Regions from separate parts of the Homo sapiens genome. Here regions 2 and 3 are each linked to region 1. A link is an interaction called in ENCODE POLR2A ChIA-PET data of the cell type or tissue named here. Cell type or tissue: OCI-LY7. All regions are shown on one strand. Links, peaks and the distances in the headings refer to the core of each region. The heading gives the core; the rest is flanking DNA.

Region 1 (10,066 bases), core at 2,842-7,841:
AACCTTAAAACTAAGTTGAGATTTATTATCACAAAATAAATTCCCCCATACCTCCACTGAACCCCCCACCACCCATGACTTGATGACTTCAATCATACTCATCCCGTTCCCCAGAGCGCCCTCACTTTCCAAGTGAACTCCCCTATTCCCTAATGATTTATATATCCACTGGTCTGGTTTAAGTATCCACTTAGGAAGCCTTGCCTGGTAGTTCTTTATAGATAGACAATTGTTCTCTTCTCTGCATCCACAGCAAGCACTTTATTCTGTAGACCCTGCTTCATTGTGAGCTAACACAGCGCAAACACTGTGAACATTTTAATTTATAAAACAGAGTGTCTTCTGGGCTTTAATATGTAGTTGTCACATTTGCTTTTCCTCAGATTTCTGGGCCACATAACCTCTGTCACAGTTAAAACTAATATCTCGGCTGGGTGCGGTGGCTCAAGCCTGTAATCCCAGCACTTTGGGAGGCCGAGGCAGGCGGCTCTTGAGGTCAAGAGTTTGAGACCAGCCTGGCCAATGTGGTGAAACCCCGTCTCTACTAAAAAATACAAAAATTAGCCAGGCATGGTGGCGTGTGCTCGTAGTCCCAGCTACTCAGGAGGTTGAGGCAGGAGAATCACTTGAACTTGGGAGGTGGAGGTTGCAGTGAGCTGAGATCGTGCCACTGCACTCCAGCCTGGGCAATACAGTAAGACTCTGTCTCAAAAAAACAAAAAAACTTAACATCTCTAATCTGGTCATTGAAATTGAGGTGTAAAGCAAATTAATGTTTTCTCGTTGCCTCTTGTATCCTCCTCTTCCCGTGTAAGAAATAATAAGGCCCAGTATAAGGTAGTGGAGTAGAGAGAATGGAATTGATTCCAGAAATACCAAGGTAGAATGAATCAGACTTGATAATGGAGTGAAGAGAGAAGAATCCATGACAACTCCCAGGTATACAGCTACCTATTAAAATAATATGCTATTGAAGTCCTTTAGGTGTCTTAAGCACTATAAACACCTAGATAGATATAATTTTAAAAAATAGCAAATTAACATTTACTGGCTACTTCCTATGTGTTACTCATTGTGCTACACATTTTGCATAGGGTAAGTTATTTCATTTGAATCTTTAAGAACTGTAAGAAGTAGATACTTTTATTTCCATTTTCAAATGAGGAAATGAGACACAGTTTAAAATAACGAGACCAAAGCCACTCAAGTAGAACTGATTCCAACCCAGACAATGGGATCTAAAGCCTATACTGAGTCAGTATGCATCCCTGTAGATTTTACTGCTAGTTCAGATGACAGGGAAAAAAGGACATTTTTTTAAGTCACATCTAGAGAATTGGGAGCAGGGAGGAGTTCTACACAAATACAGCCTATTTGGAAAGATCTGATAGAAACTAATAAGGTGATCTTGAGCCTATATTATTATTTTTTTTTTTACCTGTTTTTGAATTGTTGGTCTCTCCTTTTTTAAAAAATCACTTAACTATTTTGCTTATCTCTTGACTCGGCTGAGAAATCTATTAAACTGGTTCTTCTGCATTTGTCAGATTGTTGATAAATTGTTACCCTCTATTCTGTATTCTACCATACATGATCAAATACTGAACTGAAAAGGTAACTATAGAAATAAAGCTGGAAAAGCTAACCTTACGTTGCATGTCAAATTATATGTTGTTGAATATTTCAGGGAGAAAGTTGGTGTGATTAATTGAAAAAACTTGATTTACTAGCAGTATTAATCCATGAAAAGGGCAAGGGAATTTTTTTCTTTCTTGAGGTATTATAAATATGATCAGAATAGAGAAAATGCTATACACAGTTTGATAATCTACAAATTTTGCACTTTCTAGATTTAGAAATCTTGTTCACAGGAGATCTTTCTTGGCAGAATGAGTAAGATTGGAAACATTTTCCATGTGTCCTCATTATGAGAGAGGCAGACAACTCAAAGTAAATATGATAAGCAGTCTTCATTTTAGCAGCTTTCTATTTATTTTATAGTTCCTTGTTAGAAGTTTTATTTTTAAAAGAGGGTAGGAGAGGCAGTGTTTGGGCCCCTTATTTTTTCCTTCAAAAAGAATTTTTAAAGTCTGTCATTGTGTTAAACAGATTCATAACAGGTCCTTCTGACAGTTGAATTAGTTGATTTTATTTGGGAATGAGAAAAGGACACAGTTACCCTCTTTAGCTGTTAAAGTATTACTTTTGGAGTTGGAGATGGAAAGGAGAAATCAAGTATCTTCTCTTCCAGAAAGTGCAGTGGGAGAAGTAATGTTACCTGACTTCAGGAACCAGTATTTAAGGCCTCTTTTTTTGAGACAGAGTCACTCTGTCACCCAGGCTGGAGTGCAGTGGTGCGATCTCGGCTCACTGCAACCTCCGCCTCCTGGGTACAAGCAATTCTCCTGCCTTAGCCTCCCTAATAGCTGGGATTACAGGCGCCCGCCACCTCACCCAGCCAATTTTTGTATTTTGGTAGAGACGGGGTTTCACCATATTGGCCAGGCTGGTCTCGAACTCCTGACCTCAAGCAATCCACCCGCCTCGGCCTCCCAAAGTGCTGGGATTACAGGCATGAGCCAGCGTGCCTGGCCTACTTAGGCCTGTTTTTATAATTTAGGGTCACAGAATTTCAAACTGGGGTTAGGGGGTGAGTGTAGTAGTTAAACAACTTGAGATTGGAGAACTGCTTTTGCAAAATTTCCATTTTGGTTATACCCATGAAATTTTTTTTTTGTTACGAAGTCTTGCTCTGTAGCCCAGGCTTGAGTGCAGTGGCAAAATCTCTACTTACTGCAAATTCCGCCTCCTGGATTCAAGCGATTCTCCTGCCTCAGCTTCCTGAGTATCTGGGACTACAAGCGCCCGCCACCACATTCGAGTATTTTTTTTTTTTGTATTTTTAGTAGAGATGGGGCTTCACCATATTGGCCAGGCTGGTCGCAAACTCCTGACCTCAAGTGATCTGCCCGCCTTGGCCTCCCAAAGTCCTGGTATTACAGGCATGAGCCATGACAGTCAGCTATTTTTTTTGGCATATTTTAAGGGACAGAAATTATGCTTTTTAAATGTTGCTTATTGCTTTTCAAGGATTTGATTCTTATAAGCTACTTCTTCATTTATTAATGAGATTTAAGAAAGAAATCAGGTTACAAAGTTATGAGCAATTGTCTCTGGAACCCAGAAGTTGGTTTTAACACTAGAGTTTCTGCTGCAGGGCATTTTTACTGGACTGTGATTCCTAGAAGGCAAGTATAAGCACTGTTTTTTTGTTGTTTGTTTGTTTTAGAAACAAGTTCTTGCGTCACCCATGATAGAGTGCAGTAATGCAGTCATAGCTCACTGTAACCTCCAATTCGTGGGCTTAAGTGATCCTCCTACCTCATTCTTTTGAGCAGCTGGGACTCTAGGCATGTACCACCACACCCAGCTACTTTATAAATTTTTTGTAGAAGTGTGGTTTTGCTGTGTTGTCCAGAATAGTCTTGAGCAGTCTTCCCACCTCAGCCTCCCAAAATGCTGGGATTGTACAGGTAGGTGTGAGCCACCATGCCTATCCCTGCTGTTTTTTTTTGAGACGGAGTCTCTGTTCAAGCAATTCTCCTGCCTCAGCCTCCGGAGTAGCTGGGATTACAGGTGTGCACCATCATGCCCAGCTAATTTTTGTATTTTTAGTAGCGATGGGGTTTCACCATGTTGGCCAGGCTCATCTCGAACTCCTGACCTCAGGTGATCCACCCACCTCAGCCTCCCAATGTGCTGAGATTCCAGGCATGAGCCACCACACCCGGCCTGTCCCTACTTTTTTTAATGCCAAGATTTGTGTATTTCATCTTCAGTTGGGATTCATGGCATCTGTCAATAATTGATGTGAACTTAAATGGCAATTTACCTATAAAAAGATAACTTACTACTCTTCTTTTAAAAGTCTATATACTTCTGTCATTTGCTGGAAATGAATTATTAGTCTTTATTCAGCAAACATTTATAGACCAAATAGTGGGTACCAAAATAAGTACTACCCTGCAGCTGCTTGATGATGGTAATAACTAACATGTAAATCTTTAATAAACAGTGTACATTCTTAATCTGTCCATCAACTCGGTACAGTCAGTATTGTTGTCCGTATTTCACAGATTAAGACACCAGCCTAGAGGCCGAGTGCAGTGGCTCACGCCTGTAATCCCAGCACTTTGGGAGGCCCAGGCGGGTGGATCACCTTAGGTCAGGAGTTTAGGATAAGCCTGGCCATCATGGTGAAACCCCACCTCTACTAAAAATATAAAATTAGCCAGGTGTGGTGGCACGCACCTGTAATCCCAGCTGCTCGGGAGGCTGAGAGAGGAGAATCAGTTGAACCAGGGAGGCTGAGGTTGCAGTGAGCTGAGATCACACACCACTGCACTCCAGCCTGGGTGACAAGAGTAAAACTCCATCTCAAAAAAAAAAAAAAAAAAAAAAAAAAAAACAAGATGCCAGCCTAGAAATAAATGACCACCCCCCTGGTAAATTACGTAGCTAGTTTTGGTCTCCTTATTTCCAGATTTCATGTTTTATCACCCTGAGCTCCAAAGATGATACAGTATTTACTTTTAAGTGTATAAGGAAAAACTGAGTTTGGGCCTCAAACCAGCCCCAGGATTTCTTTATTTACCAATTATGAACTAGCCTCACTCAGTTCAGGAAGTCTCTTAAAATGTCAGTTATTTGGTTTCATCTTCTTAAAATGTAGAATTGCTTTATGTTATTTAAATATGGGTCCTTTTTTTTAATGAGTTAATTTGTTTGCTTTTCAAGATAATTTTGGATTCAAAGTTTTTAAGGTAACCTGGGATGCAAATTTTGCTAACTGGATTAATACAAATTTAAGTTTTTAAAATTCCATTGTTCAACTGTGTTTTATCCTGGATAGGATTAAAGCAGTCTTTAAAGGTAATCTGTTGTTGGCTTTAATGTTTTATAGTACAGTCTGGTGACACTTGGCTCACTAGTCCACATTTTTTGTATATTTGGTATATAGATTTTTTCCTTGGTAGTCACTTGTTTTTAACTTCTTTTTATATTTTACTTCCCAGTCTTAATCTCTGTAACCAATTTGTATAATCCCTTATACAGTTAGTCTCTTTATTTGTGGTATTATTTGAAGAGAAGTGTGTTTCCTGAGAGAGGATGTCATGTCCGTGCCCTAATTTTTAGTTACATGGCTTTTATTTGCATAAATAGCATGCGAGAAGGTAAAGGAAAATGTGGTTGCATCTTGTCCTGGTTGAGTGCCCACTAGTCTTAATGGATTTTCCCAGTTGTGCATACTTTAGGAGTAAGGATGTTGTCTTACGTTTATTTTCACTCCTTTTTAAAATGTGTATTGTTTTTGAAAGATAATGACTCCAAAATATCTATAATATCAAACAACCATTATGAAGTTAGAGAAATAATATTTAGATTATATTAAATTTTATTACCAGTGCAATTTATTTTTTTATAGTAATTAAGGAATCTAACTTTTTTTTGTTTTTTGAGACAGAGTCTCACTCTGTATGCCTAAGCTGGAGTGCAGTGGCGCAATCTTGGCTCACTGCAGCCTCGGCCTTCCAGGTTCAAATGATTCTCCTGCCTCAGCCTCCTGAGCACCTGGGATTACAGGCATGCACCACCAAACCCGACTGATTTTTGTATTTTTTAGTATAGACGGGGTTTCACCATGTTGGCCAGCTAGTGTCGAATTCCTCACTTCAAGTGATCTGCCTGCCTCGGCCCCGCAAAGTGCTGGGATTACAGACATGAGTCACCACGCCCAACCTAAGATGCTTTTAAAATTCCATTTATGTTTAATTCTTCAAAGTCTGGTACATGTAACATTATTATAACAAAACATTTTATAATTGAAAGGGACTTTAGGGATCTAGTCGAGAAGTCAAAAACTGCTGGACCAGGGTTCAGAGCTCTTATCTCTCAAATTGATTTTGTTGGTTTATACAATATTCATAATTTTTAGAATTCAAATGACTTTACCCGTAAAGCATTCACTCCCTACTTGACCACAGTCTATGTTATTACCTAATAAGACCTTAACTGCTTCAAGCGTTTACATGGTTACCTGGCTGATGTAAGTCATCTGAGTGTTCAGTATTTCCCCTTTCCCTCATTCCATCTTTTTGTAGACAAGGAATCTGGAAACCAAGAATTAAGTGATTTATCTCAAAATATACGACTTTTTAAATAGAGCTTCTTAAATTCAAAGTTAATGTTACTTTCTACAGCTTGTTGTCTCCTTAGAAAATAGTACAAGGTAATACGTAATCAAGTCCTAAAGTATTTGGTATAACTTGTCATGAAGGAGAATGATCACTGTGGGCTGAGTTAGTGCAAGAATGCTTCAGAGACATTTCCTTGACACTAACCTCCTAAGAACTGCATCTTGAGATATGCTGCCCTGATCTGTGTTGTTTTTGCTACACAGCTGAGGAAAAGAGGTACATATCCTCCTCTAAAGAGCTGGCACAGGAACTCACCAAAGGGCATTTTGTACATATTGAAAAACAGCACCTCATAAGACCAACTACATTTAGACTTCTCCAGAAATCCCATTTATGCCCCTTTTTGCAGAGGAAGGGGCTGGATTGACTCCCAAATCCAAATTTAACTTCAGCCACAAACTAATTAGCATGTCACCCCACCAAAGATTTTTTTTTTTTTTTGGGAGACTGAGTCCTGCTCTGTGCTAGGCTGGAGTGCAGTGGCACAATCTCAGCTCACTGTAGCCTCTGCCTCCTGGGTTCAAGCGATTCTCCTGCCTCAGCCTCCTGAGTAGCTGGGATTACAGGCATGCACCACCACAACCGGCTAATTTTTGTATTTTTAGTAGAGATGGGGTTTCACCATGTTGGTCAGGATGGTCTCCATCTCCTGACCTCGTGATCCACCCACCTCAGCCTCCCAGAGTGCTGGGATTACAGGCATGAGCCACCATGCCCGGCCCAAAGATGATTTTTTAAATGCTCAACAGGACAAAGCCTAATGGTAGTCTTTTGTTAAAAACAAAATTTAATATCAATCCATTGACAGGACTCTTTGTGTACTGAGCTATATAGTAATTTCACCTTAATAGAAGTTCTTCATAACCACCCCATATAAAACCATCCATTCTTATCTCTTTTTTTTTTCTCCATACTGCTTATCACAGCTGACACTTTATACTGACTTTGTTTCCCCCTCTATACCCTTTACTCCAGATTATAAATTCTGAGGACAGGGTCTTTCTTTCACTGCTTTATATTCCCACTGCCTAGAATAGTGCCTAACATATATTAGGTACTCATTATATATTTATTGATGTCAAATATTGATTGCTGTATTATAGTAGTGTTAATGGAAGGTGTCATTTCTTAGATTTTCTTTTCTGACCAGCACAGTTCTTGGGTTGATGGAGTATGTCCTCAATAAATCTCAGCATCAAATAAACAAGAATTTTCTTTTTAATACATAAATTTGTCATTTTGTTACGCTTTTTAGTTTCCTCAGTGATTTTTTAGAATAATTCTTGTTCATAATTTGGATCAGTAATATCTACAGTTGAATCTTAGGAAGAATGTTATAGGCAATCCAGAATGTTGGATAATTAAATCAGTTATTTGCATTTTGATGTGTAATATAGTGAACACATTTAGACAAAAAAAAAGCTACCCCATAAGACCAGTTTTTATTTTCTTTGATTCATGTCTTCAGGATTTTCTGTTAACTCAGAATTATTATAGCATTCATTATTGTTTTGTGAAAATACTAGTTAATAATCTCCGGTTAATGAAATAATTATCTTAGATAAATTTACTGAACTTAATGTAGAATATGTTTTTTGTTTCGTTTTGTTTTTGAGACAGGGTCTCACTTGTCACCCAGGCTGGAGTGCAGTGGCACAAACATGGGTCACTGCAGCCTCGACTCCTGGGCTCGAGTGATGCTCCCACCTCAGCCTCTCAAGTAGCTGGGACTACAGGTGTGTGCCACTACACTTGGCTAATTTTCATATTTTTTGTAGAGACGGGGTTTCACCATGTTGCCCGGGCTGGTCTTGAACTCCTCCTGAGTTAAAGCAGTCTGCTTGTCTCTGTCTGCCAGAGTGCTGGCATTATAGGCATGAGCCACCACCCCCTTCTTCCACTTTCATTTCAAACAGTTATGAAGCAGCCACTGAAACCGGACTCTCGACAATGCCAAAGGAGGTTTTGTTTTCTTGTCTTTCCATGTCTTTGCTGTGGTTTGCTCTGAAACTAGAATTAAACAGCTTTTTAAATTGATAAAAAAGAACCAATGCAAATAAAACTACGGTCTGTAGAGTAAATGGAAAAAGTTGTAGAAGTAATAATAAACTACTTTTAAACAAATGAGTAAGGTAGTAGATATTTTGCAAGAAGTAAATAGCCAAGTGTAAAAGCTGTCAGTTACTTTCATCAATCAGGTTAGTTGCAGTCACGCAAATTTTAGGTGATTATATAAGGAACTCAAATTAGGAATCTTTAAATGTAAATGACCTAATACTAAAAACTACCCAAAAAATATATTCAAAGATAAATAGAAGAAATACTTATGCATTTGAAAAAATCGATGCATTCCACAGTTCCTCTGAATCAAAGGTAAAAAAAAAAAACAGTGTAGAAAATACTTTGAACAGTAGTGGAATTTTTAGTATTTTGATAGCTTTCTTTAGAAATTTAATTGATTTTCTTCATCTGTAATCTTAGATTGTGTTGGAGAGGCAGTGTGAATCATGCATAAAGTTTATAATTGTGTATGTGCCTACATGATGTAGAAATTGCACCTTTTGGCTGATGAAGTATCGTATAGTTGCACTGTTGATAACATTAAGTTCATTTCGCATATATGCTACAGTCTTTTCTGTTTAACGCGTTGAGTAAAATGAAGATCCAGGAGTCCCTCATTAGTTGGTATAATTGGTTAATTCATAGACTAAAGATGAATACAAATGTACTACATTTGCAGATTAACTCATACATAGGCATATTATTGTTAACTAGCAATTCTTAACTGTACAGATAGTTTCAAACTGCATCCAGTTTTTACAAATAAATGCTCTTGTTTATAAGGAATACCATAAAGAGAGCACATGTAAATGAAGAAAATCTTGTCACTTATACTGGAAATTCAAGCGAGAATGATATTAAAAAAAAAGTTGTTAAAGGCAACACAAGAAGTTAAATGAAACTGAGTTAGCAATGAGAGATATTGGCTAATTTACTGTGCCTAAAATTATGGTGCTATTGGTCTACTGTATAATTATTATTTTTAATGTCCAGAATGTGTAATACAAGGGCCAGAACTTCCTCCTGGACTCAATTTTATAAATTCTCGATTAGTTGGTGAGGCCAATAAGGATACTTTTTCTCGTCTAATTTGGTTTCTGGGAAAGCTTCGTTCAAGTCCTCAGTGGTCATCTGATCAAATGGAATTAAGTTCTTCATCTTCTCCATCTGTTTCTCATATTCTACAATCCTGGCCTTTGAGAGAGACACCCACTCAGCACAAGATTTCACATCTTTTTCTTCGGCATCCACCTGCGCAGTATATTTATCCTCTGGCACGGGAACCTTCAGGGCATTAAACTTCTTAAAGTCATCCACCAAACCGGCCTTGGCCACGTTGGCCTTGTAGTAAGCCCAGTCGATAACCGGTGGATTCTCAGGTAAAGCAGCCAACCTGGAGGTGAGGGTCTCATTCCAGGATTTCAGGAAACTAGCAATGGCCTTTTGGTTCTGGGGTATGATCTCTGCAAAAGCTACTCAGTCAGTGGTTTTTAGAGCAAGTTTTCGCCCAGCCATGTTGGGATTCTTCACCGACCCTGGCTGCCCACGGTCCACTGCAGCCGCCTTTAACTTCTTGAAGGTTGTTCATCTTAAAATTTCTTTCAGAGTTTTTCTGTTGATTATAGTTTTTGTTTTTCTTCCAAAATCTCTTCACTTTAAATGGTAGTACATGGCAGTAATACCTTCTAATAGTCAGAACTCTTAATAATTTATAATATCAGGTATTCTAGTATTACTTCCTATCCTCT
Region 2 (10,066 bases), core at 2,194-7,193, 390 kb before region 1:
TCTTCACTCAAATCTTAAAAACTTCCTTTCAGAAAAAATCACCTGTCTTCCTTCAATTCCTATACGGAGCACTTTCTGCTAGTGAATAATATAGTATAAATGAAGAACCAGAAGAAACACTAAAGAATTTCTTTTCCTGTTTGTGAATGTGATTCATACATAACTCCTATTTCCCAGGCAACCCATGCTGAGTGTCACAGTAAGAGTCACAAGCCAGATTTCTCTGGCTCTGCTCCCTTCCACTCCAATGCAATCATTGCTTCTTTCCTAGACTCTCGTCCTGGCCTTGCTTCTATCCTTACTCCTCCTAGATTTACTCTGCATTATCAACCAGAGTGATCTTTACAAAACATGAGTCATACCAAGCCTTCCTCATGCTTGAAACCCTCTGGTGGCTTTTCCTCAGCCTTAGAACAAAATCCAAAGTCCTGCTCTAGCTTGCAAAGACACACATACCTGGTCCTAGTCAAATGTTGGGCTCATCTTAAGCTTTGCCCTTTACCCAGGCTACTCCAGTCCCAACCTTCTTGCTACTTCTTGAATACGCCAAACTTGCCTCATCTCAAGGTGATATCCCCAGATATTCACATGGCCCATGTCCCCACCTCATTCAGATATCTGCCCTCCAAGAGGCCTTCCCTGATCTCCTTACCTAAATTAACCCCCATTAAGTTCTACCCCCACGCCCTACTTTGTTTTTCTTCATAGCAGATATCCATGCTTGTTATTATACTATATGTCCTCTGTTATATTTACATTAGAATGCAAGTTCTATGAGGACACGGGCTCTGTACGTATGATGTTTACCTTCACACCCCATGGCATCAGGTTAACACCCAATAAGTACATACTGAAAATTAAATAAGTGGCCAAAGTAAATAAATAACTAATTTCATATGTGCTAAGTACAACAAAGAAAAATGAAGTGGGGTGATGGGAGGGGAGGGGAGGGTGTGGAGGGTGGTGAAGAGGTTGTGTTTGATAGGGTGGCCAGCATAGATCTTTCTGAGGCAGTAACATTTGAGCAGGACCTGAATGAAGGGAGGGAATTATCATGAAATATTAGTGGGAAGATTGTTCTGGGCTTAGGAAAACAGCCAGTGCAAAGACTCCTTGTCAGGAGCTAGACTGGTGCATGTGAGGACCAGCCGGTAGGCCTTGTGACTGCAGCAGAGAGCTCAAGGGAAGGGTGATAGCAGATGAGACTGCAGAGGTGGGGTGATGATATAAACTTTCAGTTTCATTCTCACTGTGAAGGGAAGCCCTTAGGGGAAGCCAGGATGTGCCCAATCTACTGTTTTTAATTTGTAAGTTTACTTTGGCTCCTGAGTTAAAAACAGACAGTAGGAGGAACTTTAGAAACTTCAATACTATGGTAATTTAGAGGACAGATGATAGTGGCATGGATGGGCTTTAGCCAGAATGAGAAGTGAACAGATTCAGCCGTTACTTTGGAGTTAGAGCAAACAGGACTTCTGACACATTCAATGTGCAGGGTTAGGGAAGGAAAAACCAAGGTTGACTCTAGCTACTTCTGAAATATATCAGAATATAAAGTCTCTCAGTTTCTTACCTTCCAATTTTAGGGGTAAATATTCTTCCACTTATAGCTCAGTTTCCAGAAGACTGGCCAAAAAAAATATGATATCAACTTTTGCTCTAGTCATTACATGGAGACTCATTTGGAAAAGGAAAGACTCCTTAACCTCAGCTAATCACAGAAAAAAAAATATTATAATTCTATCATCCCTGAAAGGGAACATCAGTGCCTCTCAGCATTTGGAACCTGCCATGGGTGAGCAGCAACTATCTGAGGCCCATGGTACAGGTGGTAAAAGAACTTACCAAGACAGTTGTAGGTAAAGAAAGGCAGATTTATTAGAGAAAGTATGATAATATGTTGCAAGAGTGCAATGGGCAAGTTAGTAAAAGACGGGCTAACTGCCGGGAAACAAAGGCTTGCTGGGGATTTTGTAGACTGGAACGTGGGCCGAAGAGTGCTGCCTGCAGTACTGATAACGCCAAGGCTGCAGGGAGCTAACTCGCCGGTGTCTGGTGGTAAGCTGGGCACAGGAGGGCTATATGTCCTGGACCATGAAGAAAAGCAGACTTTATAGCTTATCTACTTGCTTTTTTTGCTTTCCCTCAGTCCCACCAGCCTAACTCCTTTTCCTTAATTAGGACTTCACATTCCCCCCCTAACAGAGCAAGAATGACAAATCTTTGGCATGTGAGTGAAGGTCTCATCTTCCAACTGCTTCCTGCTGACCAGAAGTGAAGAGTTGGCCCTACCTAGGATTGCTGCTCAGTTAGGAGGTTCCATGGGTCTAAATCCCTAAGTTAGGACTTAAATTGAGCCGGGTTGCTGTGAGACTATGGGGGAACCGCATTTGCAGCCTAAAATTTTGTTCTGCTGCATCCAAAGGAGAGTCATGGAGTTCTTTTAGAAGCTGATATCCCTCGCTGCAGTAACATTTTGGTTTGAGATTATTGTATTCTAGAAGACGCAACATGAGATATTGCAGTAAAAATATGTGGTGCAAGTAAACAAACTAATATGAACATTATTATAGGGGGGAGAAGTTGGGCAACCCATGGCCAAACCCAGCTGGAGAAATTTTGAATAGTTGTGCCAAAAAAAAAATCTTGACGAACTCTTTTTTGAAGGCCCTCTGATACCTTGATATTCTCTTTTACCTTTTTTAAACTTTCTTCTATTTGACCTGAAGTATTGATGTAAAAGCAGCAGGTTTCACTTAACAGCACACAAGTGCCTCCTGCCTTGGTGGTAAGCACATCTAAAGCATGTTGATTCTGCAGGACAACCCCTGACAATGAAATTAGGGCCTGTTTCTGGGCCTCAATGGCTGTGACTTTAGGTTTCCAAGATTGCTGGACTAAGATGGTGAGTGTATTAGTCTGTTTTCCTGCTTCTGATAAAGAGATACCTCAGACTGGGCAATTAACAAAAGAAAGAGGTTTATTGGACTCACAGTTCCATGTGGCTGTGGAGGCCTTATAACCATGGCAGAAAGTGAAAGGCACACCTCACATGGCAGCAGACAAGAGAAGAGAGCTTTTGCAGGGAAACTCCCCTTTTTAAAACCATCAGATCTTGTGAGACTTATTCTACTATCAAGAGAACAGCACCCATGATTCAATTACCTCCCACTGGGTCCCTCCCACAACATGTGGGAATTCAAGATGAGATTTTGGTGGGGACATAGCCAAACCATATCAGTGAGATTACAAATGCTGTGCTTGAGCATGGGTATACCTGCAAACCAAGAGTCCACTGACTATAGAATATTCTAGACCATTTCTCTCCATAATGGGATTATCAGTGGCAAGGATGCCAAATGGTGGGAGGTTAAGTTCCACTTTTGTTTTCTTTCTTCTGATGATCTTTAGAGGGCTCCACTTAGGAAGAACACCAAATTTGGAACTTGGCCAGAGGTTATGAAGTTCGAGGAGTTATATATATGCGCTCCAGGTATGGCTGCAGCTGTAGTACAGGTGCCCATCCACTTAATAGGCAAGGCTAGAAACATGATGGATACCCATAAAAAGAAGAACCCAATTCCTTTTAATGAAACTCCCAAGGAGGGACTTTGTAACCAGGCATAGGCGTGATCAGTTTGGATTCCAGTATAATTTGCATAAATAAGGGGATTTCATGGTCCCCGGGGATTAAATGTGAACGGGCAATGACCGAAAAAGTAGTTATCCACACATAAGGGAGTCAAAGTTTCACTTGTTGTGTTGTGTAAATATGGGGCCTGACAGATAAGAGTTCTAAATATTAATTGGTTAAAGGAAAATCGAGGAAAAGCTGTATTAGTGAGGTTAAGAAGTTGTCCAGTTTCAACCCCTATTCCTATATATTCCATCCCAGTTGCTAAACTATTTACAGGCATAAAGGAATCATTTTAAATTTTGCTGGCATTAACTTTGTTGTTTTCCCACCATAGAGAAAACCTGTGGAGGTCCTCGGTGAACTCATCAGTCATCATACAGCTCCCATTCCTGGTGTGTCTCTTTATAGTTGAAGGTGTAATTACAATGGGCTTGTGTTAAAGCCCCTAGGAAAGGGCCAGGCCCTTCTGAGTTTCTGAAGTCTCACTTTACAGGCCATTTCTGGTGCCTTCCCTATTCACTGGGTTACAGTGGATGATTGCCATGAGAGATCAATTGGCCTAGGTGCCCCCCCTATACCTGTGTTTTTGGTGTACGTGTACATAGTGTAGTCAAATCCAGAGTATCAAGTATTGGGCTTGCATGGTAGCCATTTCTTCTCTAGAGAGTGGGATGGCTAGGAATGTAATGTTATTCTCGACTGCCTGCCTATGTGGGCATATCCAGCAGTTAGTACGATGTGGTATGTTAGTAACCTGAGATATTACTGGGTAGAGCAGGTGCCTGGTTGCAGCCATTGAGGCAATAGTTAGCCATGATAGACACCAACAAAACAGAGCCATATTTAAGGAAAATGACAATATATAGTAAACTTAGAAAAGAAGAAGGGCTGCAAAGAGTATGAGAAAAACAGTTAAACAAATACCTAGTATCTTAGCACATCAATGTTGTGGTTTAGGGGTAAATAACATTACTAGGACAAGTATAAAGAAATTTCGGCCCTGACACCTGTAAACCCAGCACTTTGGGAGGCTGAGGCGGGCTGATCACTTGAGGCCAGGAGTTCAAGACCAGCCTGGCCAACATGGTGAAATCTTGTTTCTATTAAAAATATAAAAATTAGCCGGGCATGGTGGCAGGCGACTGTAGTCCCAGCTACTCAGGAGGCTGAGGTGGGAGAATCACTTGAACCCGGGAGGTGGAGGTTGCAGTGAGCCAAGATTGTGCCACTGTACTCCAGGCTGGGTGACAGAGCAAGACTCCGTCTCAAAAAAGAAAAAGAAAAAAGAAAGAAAGAAATTTCATCTGGGTAGTAGTTTTGGAAGTCTCCCTGCAAATAGCAATTTTGTACTATTTCCCTTATAAAAGCATTAATATTAAGAGCATGAAGCTGCTCAAGGGAGGCAGATGGATAATTACTGAGAGCTTGCAGTAAAATTGAATAAAAAGAGCCGCTTTAAGAGTAGTATTTAAAAGAGGTGTTGGATTTATTTTCATTAACTTTTAAGGAGGTTAAAAATTCTAGGCTGCTTGATTTAACAAAACCTCTTTTACCTTTTTTCTTTAAATGAGTTTTCAATGTTTATATTCTAGTTAGACCATAAATAATGAGTCTTATCTCAGCACTGGCAGCTTAGTAACAGCAGATTTAAAGCAGGCAGAAAAAAGAGGGGGAAGACAGAGAGCTTTAGGAGACTCTACTTAACTCTGTAGTGCAGATTGACCATTTGAGCTCTGAAGTTTTCTCGTTGTAATTTGCCCATTAGTTTAAAATGTGCACAGAAACAGGCCATAATATGTAACCAGCTGGAGATTTAAAGAGAATGACAAAATCAGGGGTTAGGACATTAGAAACTGTCTTTCCCTTTTAAGGCTGGACCCCTGGAATGAACAGAAAAAGAGAAAAAGAAAAGCAAAGAATGGAGAGGAAAAGGTTAAGTTTTATGGGAGGGCTTGTGAGCCTTCCAGCCACTGCACAGCCTGTGGAGCAGGGCCAGCACCTCTACCACTTTCATTTATCTCCCATCAGGGAAAGCCTTAGCACCCCAGACTTCACAGTGTGAGACGAATTTCTCCCACTTCCACCCGTCACCAGCTAAGGTGACCTGTTCCAGCCAGAGCCGAGAGCCCCTTCAGCTTAAGGCCATTAGGAGTTGGGATTTTGTTCCAGGGGCCCTTCGGCTCTCAGGGCAATCCCGTTTCCAGTGGTGGAGCTTGCAGCAGAGGGGGCAAGCCATATGGGGCTTTTTTCCTTTTATTTCATTGGATCAGTTTGCCTTTCTTCTTGCCTGCTCTTCTGCTCCAGTGGTGGTTATCTGGAGGAGAGTGCTTAGGGCAACTTGGAGGGGGTTGGGGACTTGTAAAGCAGCCAACAGTTAAGCCTGCCTCTTGTCTCTGTCTTTTTCTTTCTTCTTAGCTTTGTTTTCTTTATTCTGCTTTTGGTTATAAAGACTAAGGAGGCTAATTTGAGGATTGCCTGCATAGGAGCCATGCTGTATTACACAAGAAAATTAGAAGCTTCTTTTTGAGAGTCTGAGGGTTAAGTTTGTTCCAATGCTTTAGAATGCAGCCTAGAGGTGAGTCTGAAAGAATAGATGGGGTTGTCCCATGGCGGGACTGGAAAACACACCACTCAGAGCCTCATGAACTGCATTTTTAGAGTTCCCAGTACTCACCACTACATCACGGAACCTCACACTGAACTGCATTTTCTCTTGGGGCATCCCACCGAGATGAAAAGCGGTCCACTTGCATCCACCAAGGGGACTTGGGTGCACTTTCTAATGGGGCATCCTACCTATTAGTAAAGACCTCTCAGCCACTTGGGGACCTTAACTTGGATGATTAGTCCAGGTACTCACTTAACGCTAGATGATCAGCCTAGATACGAGGAAAAAGGTAAAGGAAGAACTCCACCTGGCGCCAGCCCAGGGAAGGGGCAGGGAAGGGAAGACTCACTGTTCTGAGGCTGTCTGAGTTCACCTTATTCAGCAACATCAGAACAGAATGGCTGGCTGAGTCCATGGGGGAATTCAGAATGAGAAAGAGAGGGTCTGAGGCACCCAAAACATGTGTGAATTCGCTCTGAATGAGCCTCCGCTACCAGTCATGCCACACTTAGGGATTAGGGACTTCTGACCAGAGAAGAGAGGAAAAAGCCTTCCTGCCTAATGGGAGAGGCAGATAACTCTGTTCACCCTCTGACCTTTAGGCAGCACCGGAGAACAGCCCTGGCCAGTTACCATCAATTGCCAGAGAGATACTAGAAGCTGGCTGCTGAAAGACTGAAAAGAGAAAATAAACTTAGGTGCCTCACCTGAATGGGCATGGAAGTCAGATGCTTCCACGGGGACACCTTTCAGCCCACCAGAGTGTAGCTCTGGCCAGAGACCTACAATTGTCTCCGTGCTTAGATGCTATCCACTGAGGGTTCCAAGTTGGGAAAGAGAGAGAGGCAAGAGAGTTCCCTATGAGGAGAGACAGCCCCCATGCAGAGAGAGTTCCCCATAAGGAGAGAGAGCTCCCCATATGGGCCACCAAAATGTTGTGGGTGAGTGACAACTATCTGAGGCTGGTGGCACAGGTGGTAAAAGAATTTACCAAGACAGTTGTGGGTAAAGAAAGGCAGATTTACTAGAGAAAGTATGAAAATATGTTGCAAGAGTGCAACGGGCAAGGTAGCAAAAGAGGGGCTGACTGCCAGGAAAAGACAAAGGCTTGCTGGGAATTTTTTCTATGTGCTCCCCTCTCACCACCAGGCTGGACCTAATCCTGCAGGAACTTGGCCAACAACTGACAAGTGACCTGCAAAGTTGGTCCTGATTTTTTGGAGAAGAAAATACCTTAGCAGTTCATGACTGACTTCTGATCATTGACTTTGACCTCATATGAAAAGACCTACACAATCTTTCAAATCCCTTCCCCCAGGAATGGCTCTTCATTGCTGGCATCCTTTGTCCATTCTTCTTGGTAGAACAAATCCAACCTTTATCTCTACCTCTTTCTCTCTCTTCTCTGTAGCATTGTACACATTTTGAAGATGAACCCCTTTTCCTTTCTATGTGTGTTTCATAATATCTTGCCCATCTTCCACCTATGAGACTTCCCTATCAGTGCCAAACTTACTAGTAGGTATGACTCCCCAAAACACAGCTTTCCTTTTCCTTTAGTGTCTTACTTTCAGGGATACTGGAGAGTGCACCTTTCAGTAGGCCTGAACTAGAACTAAAACAGTTTATCTATAGCAATAGAGGCTACATGTACTTCTCTCCAGCAACATCATTCCTTTCTTTTATCCATAAATGACTAATGATAAGTTATTTTCAATTTCTCAACTTTTTTCTTTTCAAAGGTACATGCTGAGTCAACATAATAAATCAGTATAGGCACTATAGCAGAGAGCCTTGAAATCAGATAGACCTGGCTCAATAAGGGTCAACTATTTATAGTTATAAAATGTTTCTTAACATGTTTCTAATGCAGCTTTCTCATTTGTAAAATTAGAATAATACTAATAGCTACCTCATTTTCTTAGAGTCAAGAATAAAGTTATGGGAATGGTAACATGACAATGATGATGATGATGATGACATTAAAGGAGAAAAATCACAAAACGACAAGACTTAGGATATCCAAGTGTTTATTGAGGTCAAATAAACATGTTATAGCTCTATAATTATTGTCATAAATATCAATATTAGCCTTACACTCAAGTAGCAATATCGAATGATGTTTCTATAAATAAATCCATATTAATAAAATGATATAAATAAAATGCAGTCTTATAATAATAATAAATACATTTATAAATATAAAGTACTGATTATGGAAACATGAAGCTATTTAGGGGTTTTTTCCCCTAAAGGAATGGAAAGTAATCTTTTTTATGGAAAAAGACAATTATTTAAAAAATAAATTGTTTTCTGTGTATAGAACACCAGTTACAATGAAATGTTATCAATAAATATCTATGCTTAGAAAGTCTACCTTCTGGTCTTATAAACAAAAGTGGCATTGGTTTCCTTTGTAACTAACGCAGGGGTTCATTTGGAATCCACCCATCATGATGGAGTTTGGCTTCCCATCTTCCTTTTGGTTAAAAAAAATCGCTTTGGGGCATCTAATTGTTATTTCTAGCAGGGAAAGGGGGTTAGTTATTCATTTTTCAGCTTTGCTCTGGTCAAATGCAGGCATTTCTCAGAGACATAAACAGCAAATCCAGTTCTCCAATTGCTTTGATCTCTCCACTCTCTCCAAGCTGTGAAAATAAGAATGCAAAAGTATTTGAGCATTTATGCCATGTTTTCTAAAGTGAACAAATTAGAAATTGCAAGATTAGGTTGATGGAGACAGAAACCGAGTTTTAAGCATTTGTAAAACATTCATAGTAATATCCCTTTAGTATTGTATGATTTGCCAAAGAGCTTAAAATGACGGCTCTCTGGACTGAGAGGCCACCAGCAGGCATCAATTTCAGGTGCACCTCACACTAATGAAGCTGTTTAAAAGCTGGGCAGAGAGTTGACCACCCCTTCTTAACCAGAGCAAGGAGACTGAAGTGAGGCTGGGATCTGGGGGATCCCGAGTGCCACCCATTATGCCTTGGCCTGTTTTGCAGCTCCAAAACTATCTATGACAGATTACTTATAAGGAGCTTGTCCAACCTGCAGCCCACAGGCCGCACATGGCCCAGGACAGCTTTGAATGCACCCTAACAGAAATTCATAAACTTTCTTAAAACAGTATGAGATTTATGCATGGACTTTTTTAGCTCATCAGCTATTGTTCTTGTATTTTATGTGTGTACCAAGACAATTCTTTCAAGGTGGTCCAGGGAAGCCAAATGATTGGACACTCCTGATTTAAAACATCTCTACTCAAATGACTTTGAACCATGTATTCACCAATACATTAAGGCTTTTTCTATTTCCACCTTTTTGACAAACAGTAAAAGAAAAGTTTTCACTTTTGTGGGAAAAATACCAAATAAGTCTTTTCCACTTGCTTTAGTTAATAGAAAACCAGATATAGGTCCTAACATTCATTCTTTCTCTCTCCAAGTCAAATGCAGATGAGGATCCCAAACTTAATCGAAGAGGAAACCCAAATTCAAGTGAAAAGCATTCCCTACTGAAATTCCTCTAATCTATCATATTTGCATTATTTCAAGAAAAACCTTGTCACCATTGTCCTCTGTATAATACATGGTTCTTCCTTTTCCTGCTTTCTTCCGCCCTTTCACCTTTCCATACTTCTTTTGACATAAGGCCAAAAAGATATTCTTTTCTATCTCAAAGACTCCAAGACTATAAAGAATTTTAAAGTTTATCGTCCCCTACTGTCTGTCATGCATTTTACTACCAACCTGCGTTCTGCTTTTACCCCCAACGAGAGGGAATTAATGCCTCCCAAAACCACCCTATTTCAGACA
Region 3 (10,066 bases), core at 2,379-7,378, 1.3 Mb after region 1:
CTATAGGAACATGCCACCACACATGGCTAATTTTTGTATTTTTAGTAGAGATGGGGCTTCACCATGTTGGCCAGGCTGGTCTTGAACTCCTGACCTCAGGTGATCCACACACCTCAGCCTCCCAAAGTGCTGGGATTACAGGTGTGAGCCACCACACACCTGGCCTCTTTCACTGCTTCTGTTTATCAAGTATCAATGGTTGAGTCTTCCAAGCAGCTCAGGGTTCAGACACTTGGGATTGAATTAGGAAATTGAAGACATCAAAAAGTTCTTTAAACCCAAACTAAGAAATAAACTTTGTGGTTTCTTTTAATTATTTTTAAAATTGTAACAAATGCATATGACAAAAACACTCAAACAATACCAAGAGAGTATATAGTGAAAGGTGAATCTCCCTCCTACCACTGTTTCTCCATCTCCCAGGCTCCATCCTTGAGGAAACCATTGTTATTGGTTTCCTGAGTAGTCTTCAGAGAAAATCTATGCATATTCAGGTGCTGAGCCTGCAATGTATCATATACCACCAGAAAGGTAAAAAGTCAAGTATTAGTACTGACTTTTTAGATAATCAGGATCACAACTGTTTATCTAAAGTTGTGACAGCCTGCCTCAATCATAAAAATACATCATAATTTTAAAAACAAATTAATTTTGTTGTGAGGATTTTGAGGGATTTAGAGATGCTTACTTTAAAATATTTGGGAATATATTCAGTGGCTACAGGGAAGCAGGAAGGAAGGCAGTGCAGTGGAACATTCTTTGACAAAGAATTTTATTTAAGAGTAAAATCTCCAGAACTTTGTCTAGTCCAATGGTTTCACTTGGATTTTCTTTGAAGATTGCCAGGACTACTTCTAAGCAATGCCGTGAAACAGGCAAATCATTATTTAATAATCAGAGGACTTGTAGTTCCAGCTCCAGAACTTATTAGCTTTGTGGCTTTGGGCAATTTATTTATCTTTTCAGAGTGTCAGTGTCAATAAAATGAGGACAATAGTACGTGTCTCATATAATTGCACTGTGAATTATCGCACAACAAATGTAGCTGTTATTATTCTTCCTTCAGTATCCTCTGTGTTTAGGGAATAGTTGATGTATATTAAATATATTTGTATTATCATTTGCTTGTCACTTGTGTATGAAATCATAAATATAAAAGCATTTTGAAACTATAATAGGGCTAGCTAAATGCAAGGTATTTTTATTTATCTGACTTTAGTACACCTGTAATATTTTCTGATATAATGTTCTGATTTTAAATCATGATGATGATGACTATTCCTGGAAAGATAGCCATTTTTAGTTTTCTTCTTTATCATCCACCTAGTATAACTGATCACATTCTTAATTCCAGATAGATGCAATAGAGATTGGATGTTTCAAATCAGGGTATACAGAGCTCCTGCTAGCGGGGAGGCAGAGTGGTTAGGGAAGCCTCCCTGGCTCTCCTGGGCCCCGGAATTACTTGGATATGTCAGAATGTCCCACTCAATACAGGATTCTCTTATGAAAGACTTAGATAATATTCAGTTTGCCTTTGCTCTGAACACTAATGTGATCATCTATTCCTGCTACTGTTACTTTAATTGTAATATATTTATGTATTTTTCCAGGCCTCTAACCCTGGGCAGTTTGAAAATGACAGTGATGCATTGTGGCAGCGAGGACAAGTTCCAGAATCTATTGTCTGTCACGGTCGAGTAGGAATCAACACAGATGCGCCGGACGAAGCCCTGGTTGTCTGTGGCAACATGAAAGTGATGGGGACCATCATGCATCCCTCTGACAGCCGGGCAAAGCAGAATATCCAGGAGGTGAGCACAGATTCAGGCCCTGGGCCCCTCCTCTGACACCCCAGTCAGGTTTGCTGGGTGCTCCTGGCCTCTGACACACCTTGAACCGCACATCTTTACATGTCACCCACTGGTGTGAGATGAACACACTGCTTAAAAATGATGACTGAGCTGCTGGGCATCTCTGCTGAAATTGTAAAGCAGTTCCTCCCTGAGAGAATGGATTTACCTGACAGGAGCAGTGGGCAAAGACAGCATGTCATTGGCCTCACAGGCAGCAAGTCTCAGTTATTTTCCACAGGCCATTGCCCTTCCTTCCATACTTTGTCAGCTTCCAGAGCTTGCCTTTTCCTTTCTGTCTCCCCACTCATCTTCCAAGCACTGTCTCAGTCCAGTTCCTGATCATATTTCTCTTGGATGTCTCCAGCCTCTTCCTTCTAGAGTCCCTGGCACCAACTCTACTGGCCATTATCTTCCCCAGGCATCGTCTTTCTCTAGGAACTCTTGAGAAGCTCCTCCTCCTCATCCCTTACTTGGTCAGTTCATCGCCAAGAGTTCCGGGTGAAGACCTTTTTCCTCCGTGGAGAGGCAGTTACCTAGAGGAAACCAGAAGTCAGGCCTAGATGTCAGGAGATGGCTTCTCCGCTTTGGGCTCTCCCCAGTTACGTGACCCTGGATAAAAAGCTTAATCTCCTTGAACTCAGTGTCTTCAGCTATAAGATGAAAATGGTGCCTGCCTGCCTGCCTGACACCCTTGGCTCTTTTTTATTTTTTAACCAGTTGAACTGAATCATCTTGGAAAGCTACAACTGCTATGTAGACCATAAGGATGAGGATTAAGCTTCCAATCCATCAGCCAGCTACTAACACCTCATTCCAACTTTTCTGCCATTTAATTATTTCCCATGCATTGCTTCTACCACTTCCCCATCATCTCACTCATACTACTTCTCTTGACAGCATTTGTGAAGCTGTGTTTTAAAAGTTCCTTTTCTCTCCTTTCCTTATCCCTTTTTAGCTAATAGAAGTCCTAATCTGTTCACTATTAGCCCCTCTTCCAGACTGCATTCCTTTCTCAGTGCAAATCTGCACTGGTTTTCCTAAACCAGCCAAGGAATGTCCTCCTTTGCTTAGAGGATTCCAAAGAATGGTTGTAATTGTAGACTTTTATACTGATTGTGAAGCTGCGGTTCATATTAGAAGAGCTGTGACCTACTAGCCAGATGGGAATGCAGAGCTAGAGAGTTCTTACATACATTTCCAGATGTCAGTCCTAGATATTGTGACTTTGAACTTTAGAGAGAGATCATCTGTCTGCATTTCAGGTCACACCAACTCAAATTTATCCTTGCAATTGGCTATACAATTCACTACCAAGTCTTACTAAAATGTAAATTGAATATAACAAGTGAGAAAAGTCCTGTACAACCCTTCCTGCTACCACCAGGCATAACACAGAACTTCATTTACAAAAAGTCTTCAAATATTGCTTGTTGGTTTGAAGAAAATATATTGTCTTAAAATAACAAGCTTCTGGAGAACTTCTCACATCCCTTCTAAAAAGCCTTCTCCATCTAAATGAAATGTCACTTCAATCCAGGCTCTAAATGTGAAATTTCTGTATCCCCTTCCTGCTCATGGCAGCATGATAGAATAAAGAAAATCCTGGTCCGTGGTTAGAAGTCTAAGAGTTTAGTCCTGACTCTGGCAACCACCAGCCCAGGAACTTTGGCCGAGAGGCGATCTGTGACTCTGTTTTGTTGTCTGTGAACAGGAAATGCTCATATTCATTTTACCCAGGTTAAGAGATTTTTCTAAACTCATATATGTAAGGTATTTTTTAGCCAGACAAGTCTAAGCAAAGAGAAATTATTTTCTATTTATACAAAATAAAAATTACATGTAATTTATTTATTAAATGATTTCATATTAATAGATTTGTTTTGATAAATCTGTGCACATTTTTGAGATATATATTTGTAGAAATCTTGTCTGTCCCAGTCCACTGTTTATTACAGAGATGAGGGAGATGATGGTAATGTTGATGATGCTGATGACAGATGTGTGAATTTCATCTTCACCTCTTCCTGACTTAGTTTTTGCAACTTTTAAAAAGAGAGCCTTTCTTTCATATACTCTGGGGATCTGACCCTTGGTCAATTTGATGGCATGCATAGGACTGGAAGCAATTTCTTATTCTTTAAGAGTGCATTCTAACCACAGCTGGCTTCTGAATGGATGAGCTGCTACAAAATGTAGTGGTCAAATATGTTACCTAATACTACAATTGGGGAAAATGGATATGGGCTGCTGCTTTGCCCTATGTGTTTCCTCACGCAGGAAACACAGATTTCTTTGTGGATATTAAGAACATGATTATCTACAAAGTCCTGGTGGGGGAGATCTCTGATGCTCACAGGGACACAGATCCAAGACATGGAGAAGATGACGCAGATATGACCGAAACCTCTGCAACTGAGGTCCTGGGCAGAGGAGCAGCTTAACTTGCCCAGCCATTGGCATCGTGTCTACTGATGCGACTGCAGACTGTGGAAGGACATGCAGCTCTGACGGTGGAAACTGAGCAAAACTAGGGGGGAAGGACACGCTGAACACTAAAGGCACATGAAGAACCTCAATGTCAATGCCCAAAAACATGAGGAAGTTGAGAGTTGAATACATCAGTCAAATTCTGTGGTGAAGGCTGAAAAAAGGTAGCAAGATATTAAAAAATTCAAGCCAGAAAAGGGAATCGTTAAGATGAAATGCTCAAAGGCTGTTTTGATTTTCTCCTAACCACAATACCCGTGTGCTAGTGGAAGACAAAAGTAGACATGAAAAAAGCTCAAGAAAGTCAAACATGCAAAGTCTCCCTCTGGGCCAGGAGCCAAACGCAGAAGTTCCTTTGCTCAGGGTGAGCAGGTGTCATTTAAGCTGCTCCTAGTCCAGACTGTGGCTGGGCTGTGGGCCATCACCAGATGACAGATAGCCTTCCCTGAACAGACTGAGTCCCATGGACTGGAAGGTGTTGTCTGTGATGCAATTCTTGAGCTAATGATATATTATAGAAACCTTGGGTGTGAGGCAGCATGATGCTGATGGCTATTTGCATCCATGGTCAAAACTTTCCAAAACTTCTGTGGGCAAGGTCAAAGCAGACACCCAAATTCAGTTTTCAGTTTCTTACTCAACAGGCATTGAAGAGCAAGGCACAGCAGTAAGTGCTGGCCTGGGTAGGGTTCCTGGGAGGATTCAAAGAAGGCACACCCTTTGCCTCAAGTGTTTTCCCTAGGCCAAGTGTACACATAGGGATCATGCAATACAGGCTACTGTTTATATTTAGCTTTGGGAAGACTATAAGTCCAGAAATTAGAAAAGCATTTTGTTTGAGGAACATTGTCATATAAAATGTTTAGGTCTCCAAGTAACCCTCAAAATTTTTCTTGGCTGAAAATCTGTCTAGAGGATGATAGTAGTACCAGAGAACCTAATGCTATGTCTAGCAGTATGTCTTGGGGAATCAAGGATCCAGTTTAGAAACCAGGGACCATTTCCCTCTCTGTAGCCTGGACAGCCTACATGAGGGTACTTTCTCCTCTGCTTTTCATCTGCAACAAAGGAACCAACACTGCCTCTGCTTCCTTCTTTAGCTGGGGCCCTGCAGGTGGGGCAGGAACAAAGGGGAAAATAGGGATTGGGCATAGGACTCACAGGGGCCTATGGCTGAGGAACTGGGTAGGGCCTAGGCAGTGCAAGGCCAGTCCAGGCTGGCTCCTGATTGACCCTCTCTCTTCAATTCTCTTCATGTCAGGGATTGTCTTGCCATTTTAATACCTTCGTTCTTTTATTCCTTCTTTTTTCCATCAAAAATTTTAGGTGCCTATTACATGTCAGACACTTTGCTCGGTACTGTGCAGGTCCTGAGATAAATAAGACTCAAGAATGAAACTTTTACTAAAATTTAAGCTCCAAAAGAGAAACACTCATTGAATCTCCAGTGCTTAGGAGATCATCTGGCACATAGTAGCTACTCAATAGATATTTGTTGACTGAGTGAAGGCGCTCACAGTGATAGATATATGCACAGGGCTATATGAGATTGTGACTGTTCCTTCCAAGTATGACCTGCAAGGCCCTCCCTGCTCTGGCCTTAACCATTCTAGTCCAGTAATGCCAAATTCTGCCTTTGTTCTGCAGATGTCATTCAGGGCATTTGCTGTCTCGGGCCTTGGTTCATGGTGTTCTCTGTGGCTAGCATTCCTGTCTTAGTCTCATCCTTCCCCCTCCCTTCCTATCTTACATCTTTCCCTAACGCTTTAAGTTATCAATGTATTTAACAATTATTAGCTGAGCACCTACAACATGCAAGGAATTGTATTTGAAACTGGTGATATGTTGATGAACCATGACCTTAAACATGTCCTCACTCTCACGGGGTGTATGTGATATAGGAGAAGACAAAGAATGAAGTTGACACAATTAGTTGTCTTGTAATTGTGACTCATGCTATGAAGGAGAACTGGTGCTATGAGCACATAAAGCAGAGGAACTTTGCCTAGACTTGGAGGTCAAGAGATCCTTCTCTGAGAAACAATGCTTACATTGGTGAAGGGGAAGGCAGGGGAATGGGAAGGAAGAGCTTTTGAGTCTGGGAAAACAGCATGAACAAAGGCTGGAAAGTGAAAGGAGCAGAGTTTGTCTGAGGAACTGGAGTAAGCCAAGATCTCAGCTGGGCTTCATCATCGCTAGGAAGCCTTCCTTTACGTGTCCCTGAGAATATTTTCAACACCTCCTCAGAGCTGTAATGATTCTCTGTGCATAATTCCATCATTGTACTATGTTTCTCACATTGTAATATAATCATATATGATTACGTATGTATCTATCAGCTGGGTCTTCCTGTCTAGACCACAAACTTTTAAAAGGCAATTTTTTAAAACTTTTATTTTAAGTTCAGGGGTACAAGTGCAGGTTTGTTACATAGGTAAACTTGTGTCATGGGGGTCTGTTGTACAGATTGTTTCATCACCCAGGTATTAAGCCTAGTACCCATCAGCTGTTTTTCCTGATCCTCTCCCTCCTCCCACCCTCCACCCTCCACCTTCAAAAGGCCCCAGTGTATGTTGCTCCCTTCTATGTGTCCAGGTGTTCTCATCATTTAGCCCTCAGTTATAAGTGAGAACATGCAGTATTTGGTGTTCTGTTCCTGTGTTGGTTTGCTAAGGATAATGGGCTCCAGCTCAAGGCAATTATGTTTTAAGTCCCAACACTTAGTAGTGCATGATATGTTAAAGGTGATTGGTAAATGTTAGTCAAATAAAACAAAGAATGAATGATGGCAGTAAGCTCAGAATTATACTCTGGAATAACTTCCTGAAATAAAGCTAATCCGTTTAGCCAATTAAGCACCAAGCTACCATCTTTCACAACCAGTCCAACTAGTGAAGGGCTGAGAATCCTAAACGATGGTGGAGGGGCTCTACTGCCACCTCAGGGAGTCTGTCAAGGGAGGAGCTGAGGGCCATGACAGTGGTTTTCTTAAAACAACAATAACAAAATATGTTTTTGGTTCCTCTATCACATGGATGAATGCCCAGGCAGTTTACTTTTAATTGCCTCAATAGCTACTCAATAAATATTTGTATTTATTTGTAATTCTATTATGTTCCAAAAGAAAATTTAGGGTACCCACAAAGGGCTACCAACTTTTTTGTCAGATAAAGATATTAAAAAAAAAATTCTGCTATTACTATCATTTACAAAATCTCTCAATTTAAAGAGGAATCCTTTGGATCAAACCCATTTAGCTTTAGGGAAAGTTCACTGTACTCTCTTGATTGTTATCATTTTGCTGGGACCCCGTAGTGACAGTTGGGACAGCCTTTAATGATGTGAGAGCAGTGATTGCACGTAGAGGATGCCCTGCTGGCCGGGGTGATGTGGGGGAGGCATGTCCAGGGGAAGGAGGGTGGCTGGGTCCTGAAGGGCCAGCAGTTGGGTAATCCTGGCTTGGAATCCACTTGAAGAAATTATCTCCAGCAAAATGTCCAAAAGCAATTCAGTGATGTCTCTGGGTCACTCTGGGCATTAATTTGAATAGCAAATATCTATGCGAGTAAAATCTGCTCTTCTTTAATTAAATTAGGTTGACACGAATGAACAGCTGAAAAGAATAGCCCAAATGAGAATTGTTGAATATGACTACAAACCTGAATTTGCATCTGCAATGGGAATAAACACTGCCCATCAAACAGGTACACACACAAATTCCCCTTTTAATTTTGTATTGCCAACTATTAAAATTTTAATTACCTCTTTATTTTGAGGTTATGTGCTATGGCATTTGACAACGCTATGTTGATCTAACTTGTTCTCTGTGAAACTCATAGTCACTAGAACAGGAAAGGTTAAAAAATTTCTGTGTCATTTTTACTCAACACCCCCACTCCTCCACCCCAAGGTACTGGTGGTGTAGGTTGAATATATAGTTTCTTTGCACAGGAGTCCTTTTGCTCATGGGCTGAGGGTTCAGGGACAGATGATGGCTCAACCTATGTGAGGAACGGCATTGGGCAGTCGGGAGGTGGAGGGAGAAGGTGGCAGGGTAAGTGGATCTAGATAAGAGAAGGGGTAAGCAAAGTGATGTTTATACTCCAATCCAGGAAGCCTAAAGAAGGAAGGAATAAAGGAATATTTTAGGGGCAAAGGCTTCCTATAGGAAAAGAAAGGAAATCAAGCCAACGCCCCATCTTTACTTCTATGGACAGGGATTTTAAGGCACTTACCTCCCCCCTGTTGGCCCAGAGTCTCAAAAAAAAAAAAAAAAAAGGAAAAGAAAAAACAGAAAACACTCCCACTTTTAATCCTATAGTGGTTCTTGGCTCAAAATTCCTTCTTTGCTGCAAATGTATTGTAGATCAAAGCAAAAGCTTAGAGAGGATTTTCTCCAGAAAGATCTTTCTTTGAAGATTAAACCTGTGGAGTGTTTTGTATACAGGAATGATTGCCCAGGAGGTGCAAGAAATCCTGCCCAGAGCAGTAAGAGAGGTTGGTGATGTCACCTGCGGAAACGGAGAGACCTTGGAGAACTTCCTCATGGTGGATAAGGTAATCACTGAAAAGATATCAGCTGCTATAAGCTATCAGTCTAGGGATAAACCCCCTTCTGTGATAGCACAATGGGCTGAAACATCCAACCAGGAAGTGGGACATTAAAATAATTCTTCACTGAGTTGTGGAGTGAGTAGGTATCAACTCTCTTATAATTGATATTCAAATTGATCATAAGCACCAAAAAGAAGTTCCATATGATAAAAAGGAAAATGCATATGCAATAGTAAGAATTCGAGTTCAGCAGATCTTAACTGGCACTAGGAAAGTCCACTTAGCATGAATGCACTTTAAACAAGGGCCAAACATCATGATAAATACTGACAAAAAAGTTTTAATTAGACTTCATCTTTTAAAATGGTAATAAACTTATGAAAAATGCATTATATTTTAGGTAATGCAACTTAAATTATAATTACACAATGTGTTTCTTCTTAGAATGATTAAAGATTAAGTGAAGTGTTGAATTTTTTGAGCATAGTTTTTTTGATGAAACGGTGTTTGACTTTTACAGTATAATCATAAAGTGAGTCATTTTTATGAAGATATTCATGGGCCTGATCATTTTTTTCCCAAGGGCCTCTCTTAATTCTTTGATATTCAAATCATTCTCTTTTGAAGGAATGCCATCATGCCTGTAGATTAGCTCGTCTTCATTTGGTAATGGGTCTAAATCTGCCAGTTCCTTGCTTGTCGATGCTGTGTGTATGATTTGAGGAGTTCCCTAATACCATATCTATTGATTCTATGAAATCCTGCATTTTTGCAAGGTTTGCAAATGCACTCTGATGCTGATTTGTTTTATACTGCATTATTATATTTGATGCTGAGAGGAAAGACCAATTGATATAAGGGTTTTGTAGTCATGGGGAGAGATGCTTGAGTGGAGACTAATTTATAATTTGTCAGTTAATGGAGGTAATGCTCCCTGAACTTCAAAGTGCACATGCATCACTGGGAATCTTATTAAAGTGTGGATTCTGATTCTGCAAGAATGGAGTGAGGCCAGAGATCCTGCAATTCCAACCAGCCTCCTGGTAATGCCAATCTTACCAACCTTGCTGGTCAGAAGCCACACTTGGAGCAGCAAAGCAGAGGATGCCTTTTCATGTTAGGCACCACCACCATCTTCCACCTACCAGCCACTGTACCACAAACTCTTA

The links. Peaks named below come from ENCODE experiments on the same cell type or tissue, not always from the same donor. Only the 100,000 strongest peaks of a DNase experiment are listed, where the experiment ranks them.
Region 2: POLR2A ChIA-PET joins it to region 1 with 5 read pairs; 2 of 35 experiments call an interaction of 5 or more read pairs at or near these places.
Region 3: POLR2A ChIA-PET joins it to region 1 with 10 read pairs; 1 of 35 experiments calls an interaction of 5 or more read pairs at or near these places.

The regions. Positions count from the first base shown.
Region 1 is chr12:68,633,161-68,643,226 of GRCh38, forward strand. The region is part of intron 1 of RAP1B (RAP1B, member of RAS oncogene family); the gene reads left to right. It also overlaps the pseudogene ATP5PDP4. Among named protein-coding and RNA genes, the nearest start is that of SNORA70G, 11 kb to the left of the region's middle. RefSeq lists enhancers at 3,292-3,411, 7,996-8,125. In OCI-LY7, for the core only: no CTCF peak of the experiment used is centred there; DNase peaks (open chromatin) are centred at 5,231 and 6,421; H3K4me3 peaks cover 1,232 bases; H3K27ac peaks cover 4,216 bases.
Region 2 is chr12:68,239,984-68,250,049 of GRCh38, forward strand. It overlaps IL22 (interleukin 22), which reads right to left. Exons shown (of 6, transcript NM_020525.5): 6 at 8,259-8,893. The coding sequence ends at 8,816. Among named protein-coding and RNA genes, the nearest start is that of IL22, 8.6 kb to the right of the region's middle. RefSeq lists an enhancer at 1,222-1,361. In OCI-LY7, for the core only: no CTCF peak of the experiment used is centred there; no DNase peak of the experiment used is centred there.
Region 3 is chr12:69,902,031-69,912,096 of GRCh38, forward strand. MYRFL (myelin regulatory factor like) reads left to right here. Exons shown (of 25, transcript NM_182530.3): 11 at 1,614-1,814; 12 at 7,939-8,047; 13 at 8,791-8,900. Among named protein-coding and RNA genes, the nearest start is that of MYRFL, 82 kb to the left of the region's middle. RefSeq lists an enhancer at 4,292-4,361. In OCI-LY7, for the core only: no CTCF peak of the experiment used is centred there; a DNase peak (open chromatin) is centred at 4,551; H3K4me3 peaks cover 3,331 bases; H3K27ac peaks cover 4,820 bases.